2 separate regions of the Mus musculus genome follow, and region 2 is linked to region 1. A link is a loop called in an ENCODE intact Hi-C map of the cell type or tissue named here. Cell type or tissue: heart. All regions are shown on one strand. Each heading gives the region's core, and the rest is flanking DNA. Links, peaks and the distances in the headings are about the cores only. Region 1 overlaps Egflam (EGF-like, fibronectin type III and laminin G domains). Region 2 has its middle 4.0 kb from the start of Gm30971.

Evidence for each region. Peaks named below come from ENCODE experiments on the same cell type or tissue, not always from the same donor. Only the 100,000 strongest peaks of a DNase experiment are listed, where the experiment ranks them.
Region 2: a loop joins it to region 1, with 9 times the contacts of the local background. A loop is called at or near these places in 1 of 42 quality-filtered maps.

The regions. Positions count from the first base shown.
Region 1 is chr15:7,223,742-7,229,121 of GRCm38, reverse strand. The region is part of intron 17 of Egflam (EGF-like, fibronectin type III and laminin G domains); the gene reads left to right. Among named protein-coding and RNA genes, the nearest start is that of Lifr, 97 kb to the right of the region's middle. In heart, for the core only: no CTCF peak of the experiment used is centred there; DNase peaks (open chromatin) are centred at 2,671 and 4,751; H3K4me3 peaks cover 339 bases; H3K27ac peaks cover 925 bases.
Region 2 is chr15:7,067,663-7,073,042 of GRCm38, reverse strand. No RefSeq gene overlaps it. Among named protein-coding and RNA genes, the nearest start is that of Gm30971, 4.0 kb to the left of the region's middle. In heart, for the core only: no CTCF peak of the experiment used is centred there; no DNase peak of the experiment used is centred there.

The DNA of each region.
Region 1 (5,380 bases), core at 143-5,142:
GGGGCTCTGTGACAGTTTCTTCAGGTTTCAGTGGGCACGTAACTGTGGATGGTAACCTACATGCTGCTAGGATGTTGGGCATCTTTTTCCATTGGAAGGGTTGGGGGGAAAGGCAAGGGAAATCGACAGTGACCATATTCCTTAGAGCGGGAAAACACTGAGACACTATAAGCTGGGCAGATTCAAAGGTAGAAAGAGCAAGAATGCTTCGGAAGCCCTCTGCGGTTGCCAGGGAATCCTGCCTCATTCAACAAAGGGGTTCTTCTACATTTAGCAGCTGGAGCTTCTCCTACTTCATCATAAAACTATGCTTCAAAGCAGCAATATGCTCTGAACATGCGACACAGAAGATTTAACTAGTTTTGGCTTTTTGTTTTGTTTTGCCAGGATTTTGTGTGTGTGTGTGTGTGTGTGTGTGTGTGTGTGTGTGTGTGTTCTTGCCTATGATATTTTTCCTTTGACCTAGTGTCTTAGTCAGGGTTTCTATTCCTGCACAAACATCATGACCAAGAAGCAAGTTTGGGAGGAAAGGGTTTATTTGGCTTACACTTCCATACTGCTGTTCATCACCAAAGGAAGTCAGGACTGGAACTCAAGCAGGTCAGGAAGCAGGAGCTGATGCAGAGGCCATGGAGGGATGTTCTTTACTGGCTTGCTTCCCCTGGCTTGCTCAGCCTGCTCTCTTATAAAACCAAGACTACCAGCCCAGAGATGGTCCCACCCACAAGGGGCCTTTCCCCCTTGATCACTAATTGAGAAAATGCCTTACAGCTGGATCTCATGGAGGCATTTCCTCAACTGAAGCTCCTTTCTCTGTGATAACTCCAGCTGTGTCAAGTTGACACAAAACTAGCCAGTACAACCTAGTCTTCCTGTGTAGCTGTGGCTGTTCTGGTATTCACTCTGTAGTCCACGGTGACCTTGAATTAGTGACACTCCTCTTGCCTCAGCTTCCCAAGTGAGGCAAGCATTACATGTAGGTCCTCTGTGTTGTTGTTGTTTTTGTTGTTGTTGTTGTTGTTTTAAGCAAAGGGGCAGACTACTGAGTCAAGACCCAGAACCAAACCTCACTGAAGCCACTCCAAGAACACTTCCATCAGGAGGAAGGTGATTTTTCTCCATCATTACTCTGATGCCTCAGGGCTTTAGTGAGGACATCTGACACTTCTCCTTACCATTTGATAGAACGCACACATACATGCATGCACATTCGTGCACGTGCCCATTCATGCAAACACACATACACACACGCACACCCTACAATTTCTCCATAGCATTTGCAGCTGCACAGAATCAAGTCTTGAAACATCAACCTCAGACTCCACGAAGCTAGGGGGAGCTAGGAGCCCTCAGCTCCACCCATCACTTCCATTGCTTCAGGAGTCCACAAAACCATAAGTCTAGGCTTCCCTGGTCTTCTTGCCTCTGATGTGAATACTCCCGGTTTTAGAAATCTTTCCTCACCAAACGGCAGTGCCTCTTGCAATATACTACTACAGCCCCACCTCATCTCAAGAAGGATGTCAGAGGCTAACCTCCACACCATTTCCATCATGGGACCTCTCCTTCCTCCCTTCTCCCTCTCATCACACTTTCTCACCCACCTAGGCTCTCAGCCCCGCCATCAGCCTGTGTCTAAATAAGTTGCCAAGAGCATAGAGCTGAGCCTTTCAATGAGTCTGGAAAGGGTTTCAAGGTCTCTTAATGACTGATTTGTGCATGGCATTCTCCCTTCACAGCCTCCTCCACACTTACAAACACATGTGTGTGCACGAGACCGGAGCTGGGGTCTGCGGTCAAATAAATGTGGATAAATATGAATTAAACAATTAAAGCTGTTATTGCAATATACAGTTCTCACCTCAAAGGAATGAGAAATTATATATTTACATATAGTCATTATTGCTATATGTAATATTATGTATAGTTTAATAGTTTATTCTGGAGCTAAGAGTGACATTACCCAGAAGCACAGGTTCAGGTTGCCCAAAATACCCTGTTCCAGTGTACTAATAGTTTCTTGAGTTACTTATAGTTATAGGGGAAAAAGATAAATCAAAGCATTATTAAAATGTATTGGTGGGAGTATCAGCTAGGTGGGTTACAGGAAAGCAGGAATATTCATGTTATAGTTTTCAGACGCTCTCCGATGATATTTTTGGCTTCTTGCTTGGTGGAACCTAATGTTCTGTTAATGCCTCACAAGGTTTCATGTGCGAGTCACTAAAACTTTAGGTCAGGTACAGAGGGGGACAACGGGTGACAATTAATAAAGATAGGCCAAGCCAAGATTCTGGCTTTACAACATTTCAGCTCTCCACATTCAGAAGTTCTGACATGTCGGTCAGCCTTGTACAATCTTTTACATGGGCAAAGTTTTTTTTTGTTGTTGTTTTGTTTTGGTTTTTTTGGGGGGTACATTTGGTTTTTTTGTTGTTATCGTTTTATGGAGAACTTCAGTTCATACAGCTCACTCTTCCACAAGAATTCTAAAAGCCTTTGCTGTATTTGGAGTGCTTCGTGGGTGAGCACAAGGTACAGCTGTTTTTCCTGGGGTTCACCCATCCTCATAAGCAAACAAGTCACCCAAGAAAACAGCTTGTTAGCTGTGATGGCCGCCCTTCTGAAGAACAGCTGGGACACAGGTGTTGCAGAGTCAGGCTGGCCACTAGATGGAGACATTTCTCCATGGCAGGTGGACTGTTTGCCGCAACCCGAAGCCTGAGCCTAGGGCATAACATTCCTGAGCAAGGCTGGGTCTTCAAAGGTCCTTCTTCCCCGAGCAGTCCTGATCTAACACTCATTCAGCACTTGGGATGCTTTGTGCTGAACTTAGCAGATTTGTATATTGCTGTAGCTGATTTGGGTGATTACAAAATACTTTTTGTTTCATTGTATAGGAAAATAGCTTCAGTAGATATAAACCCAGTTTAAAAAGACTATTCATAAAAACGTTACTAAAATATGTAAGTCATGCATACTGCTGGGGATTTGTTTTCTTAGAATGGTACATCATTAAACACTGGAAAAATGGGTATGTTTGTGTTACATTGGTCTTTAGTTGCAGGGCTAGTTGGATGGACAAAGATTGTGTGTGTGTGTGTGTGTGTGTGTGTGTGTGTGTGTGTGTGTAAAACCTGCGAAGTCAGGTTATATAGACCTTATCCAAAATGACTTGACTTTTTTAAAGTTTGGGATATTTACATATACATAAAGAGATACCCTGAGGATGGGACCCAAATCTAAGTATGAGGTTTATTTGTGTTTCCAATATATACTATTTCTACAGAACCTGGAAGCAATTTTCTGCAGCATTTTTAGTGTGCCCACCTTTTGACTGATCCCTCACCATGATCTCAAGTGTGGAATTTTCCAGATGTCAGCACTTAAAAAGATTCAGTTTAGATTTAGGTATTGGATGTGCTCAGCCATTACACTAAAGAATTATGAACCAAGTAAACTGCCCTTGAAAGGTACATCTGCCCTGAGAGCTAACCATCCGATGAACCTGGTCGTTCCCTGGCCCTGAGGTGTACCCAGAAGCAGTGCTGCATACCAGCCTCGTGGGCGTTGAGACTGTGAGTCCCTAGAACCCTCATGGTCTTCTCTGAGTGTGTTGAGAGACCCGACCTTCCAACTCTTTATCAAAAACATCAAATCTCTCTCTCACATGACAGGTTCTCTTGGGTCGGGGTGTATGGGACTTGCACTCTTCATTGGCAGTTTTTGCACCACCCAACATCACATGCTGTCGTGTACAGATGCGAGTGAATGGCGAGGCATTTTCATTAATACATGAGTCAGGCCATGGCAGCGAAAGAATGAACACAGGAAAGGCTTGGTCTGAAGGTTAGGTTAAAGTGTAAACATGTTTACAATAAAACCTAAACCATGCAGGTTGGGAAATGAGCTCAGTAGTCTCTTCTGGAACTGGTGTTTTTTTTAATGGAACAGCTCTTTTGCCTGTGTGCCTTCATGCATTGACTAACTTGAGGGCATTGTCGTGGTACTTAATGGTGTGGTTTCTGAAGACTGCCTTACCCTTAGTTAATTACAAAAAAGCTTGGTTTTTCAAAATCCAAGAGAGAAGGTGTGGCTGGTTGGTATATTGTTGCTTGATTGCATGCAGCCTGAAGAACACTCAATAGCCAGCAGGTAGCAAGCCATTTTTCAAGATGTAGTAGAAAGGAGAGCTGGAAGTAGTGTCTCGGGAGTAAGGATAAGTCTCTAGTTCTCTGCCACCCTCAAGTGCAATAAACTTAAGGGTGAACAACATCAATTATTCCCTGAAGAAATGGCCAGGGCTTCTTGCCACAGCCTGTCCTCCATTCTGTGGTGGATCTTCACAAGGCTTCATGAAGCAGGAAAACCTGGCTCCCAACGATCTCCTCTCTAAAGTACCATGTCTGTGAGTGCTGACTCTCCTTTTCTCTTTCATGCTGGCACCTGGCAGAGTGTGGGAACCACTGCCTCAATAGTAAGTACAGTAAGGCCTGGAAGATTGAACCGCTCGAGCTCCTGCCAGAGCCTCCAGCTTTGGCCAGGCCCTGAGCCCAGTGCAGCCAACTGCAGGCAGAAGGGAAATGGGGTAAGCGGGAGTGGGAATCAGACACACCAACCAAGGTACCACGGATCTGCCTCCCAGCATGGGTACCCAAGCTGGCAAGTACTGAGGTAGGGTGTTAGCAGGCAGGCAGCTAGACTAGAATCCACTCGTGTAGACAGATGCCTCCTGGGGAGGGGGGGGGGACGTCTGTTTGCAGAGCAGACTTGTGACAAACGCAGCGTGATCATTTCAAGAAGTCCAAAAGAGAATGATGTCTGTTGGCGACAGTCCCACAGACAGGGCCAACAACAGCAGCGATGGGTCCTGGCTGTACCTCTCACTCTGGAGTGAGAGGGCCCACTGGGGCCTTCTTGGTTATGTTTAGCCGAGGTCAGTCTCCTATGCCAGTCAGCTTGGGCATCTTCCACTTGCTTCCTTATCAGCCCACAGTTCCTGAAATAAGGGGCTGGCCCCTCAACCAAGAGCTCCCGCCCCCTCCTCTTTTTCCTCTCCACCCCTTCCTCTTCCTCCACCCCCCCACTCCCACCCCAACAGTGTTGCTCTGAGTCCTGGGAGCGCATCCCTCTGGTCCTTGCTTCTCCTTTGCTTTCCCAGTCCACAGTGTCTCTGCTTTCCTGGCCCATGGCTGTCTACCCACTAACCTTTCTCTCTCATTCTCTTTGTATGTTTAAAAGTCAAATTGAAACTCTCCCACTGCTCACAATCAAGTGATAGGTTTCCCTCCCTGGGTGTGGAGTCCTTAGACAACTTCTTCTTTGTATCAACAACGTGTGTTCTTGGAGTTATAATTGTCTCATAAGCCAGTTATTCCCT
Region 2 (5,380 bases), core at 303-5,302, 160 kb after region 1:
GTATTCACACACATACATATCTGTGCATATATACTATTCTGGTTTGCTTCTATTGCTATGATAAACACTATGAGCAAAAGCAGTCTGGGTGGGTGGGGGAGGGGTGGGGGTGGGGGGTCTTGCAGAATGTGAGTCCAACATCCAGGGAAGGCAGGGCAGGAACTCAAGGTAAGAATCTGGAGGCAGGAACTGAAGGAGATGCCACGGAGGAGCGCTGCTGAATGGCTCGTTCTTAGGGCTTGCTCAGGCTTCTTTTCTATAACCCTCCCATAGACAGTAGATTAAAGGAGGCTTGAAGTCAGACTGGGAACCAGTAAGAAGGGGCAAGAAAGAGGAGATTACAAATTGACAAAAGAAAACTTGAGAGTCGTTTGTATACTCGGGTTGATTGCTCCAATGGCTTCCCGTGTATAAGTGTATGTGCTGTGCTGGTTAGAGTGTGCACATGGCAGGCCCCAGGGGTGTCAGTGCCCACAGAGAAATGAGCTCCCCCACATTAGTCATCAATCAAATGTTCTGCAATCTTACGGAGGCAACTTCCAAACTGTGGTTCCCTCTTCCCAGATGAATCTAGCTTGCATCAAGATGACAAACCCACCAGCGTGTTTAATGTATACTCATTTTTTTGTCTTAACTCAAAATTAGTTTGCAGTGAACGTGTGTTTATCTAAATCAGTAGTCCATTTCCTGTTGCTAAGTAAGGTCTACTGAATGGATATACACTGTGCTATTTATAATGCCCTGTGAAGTTGTCATACTATGTTCTAAAATGATGGTACCACTTTACAGTCCCAAGAGCACTGTGTGAGAGTTCTTATTCTTATTTATTTTGGGCTTTCTAGTTGGTTCTAGCTGCCTGTTTATCTACCTGCATGAGAACACCATATCACTAGAGATTAATAATAAATCTTGCAATCAGTTGGCACACCACCAACTTTGTCAGATCTCCAACTTTTTGCAGAGTTCTTTTGATTAAAAAGTGTCATTTGATCTTATCCAGTTATACGTTAATTTTTTTTATTTCCTTAAATATATTCAGAGTTTGTTCTCTAGTGTTATGAAGACACATCTTGCTCTTTTTTAAAGTATGGTTTTAGTATTTGGCAGGTGGGACTATAAGTGTTCAATGATCAATAACAAGAGATAATTATTCTCCACTATTGAGACAAGATCCATATGTTGTTGCATGTGGGTCCCTATAAATCAGGACAATTTCAGCATATACTGTAAGAGCAGGCATGATGTCTGGCCATGTGGGAGAAGGCAAATAGCATTATTTCCTTTCTCTGTGGGGTTCTTCCCCACCCTGCAGTGCTCCCCCACACACCCACTCTTCACTGTCCCGCTGCTCAATAGGACGTTCTTTTTGATGTTTGCTCTCCATGGGCCTCTCTCGCTCCAGTACTCGGTGCTGAGAATGCTAGGCACCTAGCTCGGCCCCATCTTTCCGCTCCTTTCTGTTGGGTTGGGATGGTTGTGGGACTCACCCTGTTTCCCATCTCACAGAGAACGCTGCCCTTTGTTGCTTGACGATCAGTGTTTGTGGGCTGACGGTAAGGATTGTTTTAGGAATGAAGGTAATTGTGCTTTTGTCCCGCCCTCTCATCTGGAAGCAGAAGTCTCTTCTGCACGTGGCAAATATTTACTCTTCCTTTCTCAGCATATGAGATAAGGGGTACCCTTAGTGTATGGGGGTGCATCGGGAAAGGGAAGACTGTGCTTTCACCTCGGGCTTAGGAGAGGATTTTCACAACCCCACCCATAAATCCTTTCTTTTAAAAAAAATCCATTTATTTTACTCTGTCATTGGCTTTCTGTCACAGGCTACCCCCTCATGGCTCTGAGGTCCCAGATTTGCTCAAATCTTTTGCTTGGAGTCCATAACTGAGCTGATGTCAGGTTGTGGTATTATTGTCTCAGATGTTAATCTTTCTTGGCTCCTATCTGAGAGGCTTGATGAAGCAGCTGAGTTATCCCTTGGTAGTGAGACCTAACCACTTGTTACTGTTCACCAAGGCCATTAATATGTCGATGGCAGCTGTGTATAAATCTTTCTTTCTGGCTGTGAAAAGAATCCTGATTAGTTTATGCCAGAATCCCATTAGCCTTCCCTCTTCTCATTCATTTTTTTAAAATGCAATCATGTTAATGTGGGTGTTAATAGTGATTTGTGGTAATAGCATTCCTTTATTTTCTCATGTAACTAGATACCTTCTCTTTGAGGTCAAAGTACGGCAAGAACCTCCTCGCTCATAATTTTCATTCTTTTTCATTTCCTGTTATAATATTTTTTTGTGATGTTCTTAGTCTTTTGCTTTTAATCACAGTTAACTGCACCCCGCTCTCAGGCTGACTTTGGGCACTCTTAATGTAAGACCGTACAAAGCATGTTTCCTGGAAGGACCATTCTTCATAATCCCAGAAGGACAGGAAGTGAAAACGGGGTGGGGGTGTATGGTGGTTTGCACCAACTTATGTAACTCAGAAAGTTCATCAAGTGCTTCTGGAAGGCCAAGGGAGAGTATTAACTTAAAAAAAAAAAAAACCTTGGAGAGTTCTGGAAGGGTCACAGTATATTGATAAGCATGTCTGATTAAATGCTATTTTCCTGTCCTGGCATTTATCATGAACCCTGACATTGTGTTAATAATATACTGCTTCTACAGGTCACACAGATAAGCACGGAACATTTACCAGAAAAATGATGCAGCAGTGTGGGAACTGTCATCCTCCCAGAGAGCAAGAGACATCCCCAAGTTCCCAGCAGCAGCGAGAAACCAGTGAGTCTGGATGTAAGGGAAGCATCGCAGGACTCTGGGCATCTGAGGCCATTACTCCTCTGGTTAAGAGCCCATGTCCTGGGCCCTAACTGTCTGGGTACAAACCCAAAATCTTTTGCTTCCTAGCTCTGTGCATTTGGCTCAACTGGTCTATACCTTGGTCCTTACTTTTATAAAACTGAGAATTTACAGGATATAATTCCAGATTGTTTTCCTAGGATGAAACACTTAAAAATTAGTTAACTAACAGAAATCCAGATTAGTTCTTAACACATATATGTGAGGCTGCTAGTATTACTGAGAGGCTCTTCAGAGCTCTGTACTGTCCACATAACAGTGATGAGGCACACTAAGCTATTAAATACTTCAAAAGTAGCTACTATGATGCAAGAATTAAGTTCCTAGGCTTATTTTATGTTAATTTATTATGATTTTAAAATAATATTTGTCACACTTATTGACTTAAAATATGCAGAAATTCAGGAAAGGGAATTTACTTTTTCAGTTGTAAGTTTTATGAAGCCTAAGTATTTGATCATAACTCGTGTGTGTGTGTATGTGTGTGTGTGTGTGTGTGTGTGTGTGTGTGTGTGATGTACAGATGAGGGTACCAGCATCGGGTACTTGATGTGTTCAGTTAATGCTCTCCTTATTCCCTTCACACAGAGGCTCTCACTGAACTTCAGGCTTGCCGTTTCGTCAAGCTGGCTGGCATTGAGCTCACAGGCTCCGCCTCCTAGTGCTGGCATTGCATGCACAAGCAGCTGCACGCCGCTTTTTGTGATGTTAGTACTTGGGATTTGAACTCAGCTCCACAGGCTCCCAGAGCATGTCTCTATCTAGACCAGAGTCATAGCTACTGAGCCACCTCTCCAGCTCTTTGTTTACAACTTTTGTGATTAACAATTTAGCATACACATTTTGATGATCAACTTGAAGTACAACCAAAACAAAAACCAACCAAACAAAACCCCAAATACCTAAGATTGCAACGACCTCATCCATTGTAAGACTACTAATTTCACTTAAAATAATATTTTGCTTAAGTTGGGCTAAGTAAGATATTCTAAAATTATATTCTCTCATTTCTTTTACTTTTAAAATATGGCTACTAGGAACTTTTAAATTAGATGCGTTTCATATCATTAACCCCGGGCTAGATTATAGGGAATTTTATTTGCAGTGGTAAAACGTCTGAGTTTTATCCTGGAGTAGTAAGTAATGGCAAACCTCAGAGGAAGAAATGGGACCCCATTTGCATAATGCACATTACATATGTACAAATCAGAAATATTTTCTTGGCGTCTGGGGAGGAAATGGATTTGAGAGGGAAGAACCTGAGCCAAGGAGCTCAAGTGGAGGCAGAAATATAGGCAAGAAAAACTCATCTGAAGATAGCAGCAAGCATGCACGCACAGACTTCCCAGTAAGCAAGGGTGAGGGTGGCTATGGCCCTGCTGACTCCTGTAGCCTGGGGAGTCGTCTGGGTTTCCTGAAGAAGAACTGGGAGTCTAAGGAATTGAACACAGGTTGTGTGTTATATTGGTTAATTTCCTAAACCCACTGTGAATTGCCTGAGGTGGGCAGCCTAGAAAGGAAACGTGGTTCTGTTTTGTCTTTGTTCTGCTGGTACATTTAAGTGTTCATTAGGTAATTATTTATGTTCCGAAATATTTAGCCACATAGTGGCAAGGAATAAAGATGATTTAAGATAAGAGAAATTTTAAACAGAATTTGGATATTTTAATAACTAGCTAAGATTAAGGGAGAAAACTTGAACACACCTTTCATCTAAGCACTCAAGAGGTGTAAGCAAGTTGATTTCTGTAAGTTCAAGGCCTGCGGGTCTACAAGATAGTGATCTATGCTAGTCAGAGCTATATTGTGAGACTCTGTATCCGAGTGGAGAAGAGGGAGGGAAGGAAGGAGAGAAAGGATAGGCAGATGGCCCATCATCCACATTTTGGACATGCACTAATGACCTACAGGCCCACTTCCTAAAAGTCCACAGCACTCCCACCAGCACCAAACGTTCACATATGGGCCCCTGGGAAAACTATCCATCTTACAACCACAGCAAGTGACCATCCACATCCTTTTCTCAAAGCTACTCTTAATTCCTCCTAAGCCACTGGTTGCGGAGCCTGGCACAGCAGGATACTACTTCTAGGGAAAGGTGAGTAGCTTATTTCTAATCAACCCTCAGGTAAAAACACAAAATGAAGGGTAGAGTATCTATCTATCTACCTGCCTGTCCGTCTGCCTGCCTGCCTGTCTGTCTCTGTCTCTCTAGATGTAGGTATGTAGCCCAGGTTGCACTTGAACTTGATGTGTAGCTCAGGCTAATTTCAAACCTATGGACAGTCTTCCTGCCTCAGTATCTCTCCCGTCTCTTCCTCTTTCCAACCAGCAATGGTCTCACCACCATCTGGTAAACATTAGCAGGTCTGACTTGGTACACAGAGGGCTCCAGAAGCCACAGTGGTTTTTCTTCAAATGAAGACAAAAGTGGCTTTTCATTCTTTGGGCACACTCCTCTTTCCATGCCCTGGAAAGAGCTCTGCTTTGCCCTCGGACTCAGCTGTGTCTGCGTTCTGCTG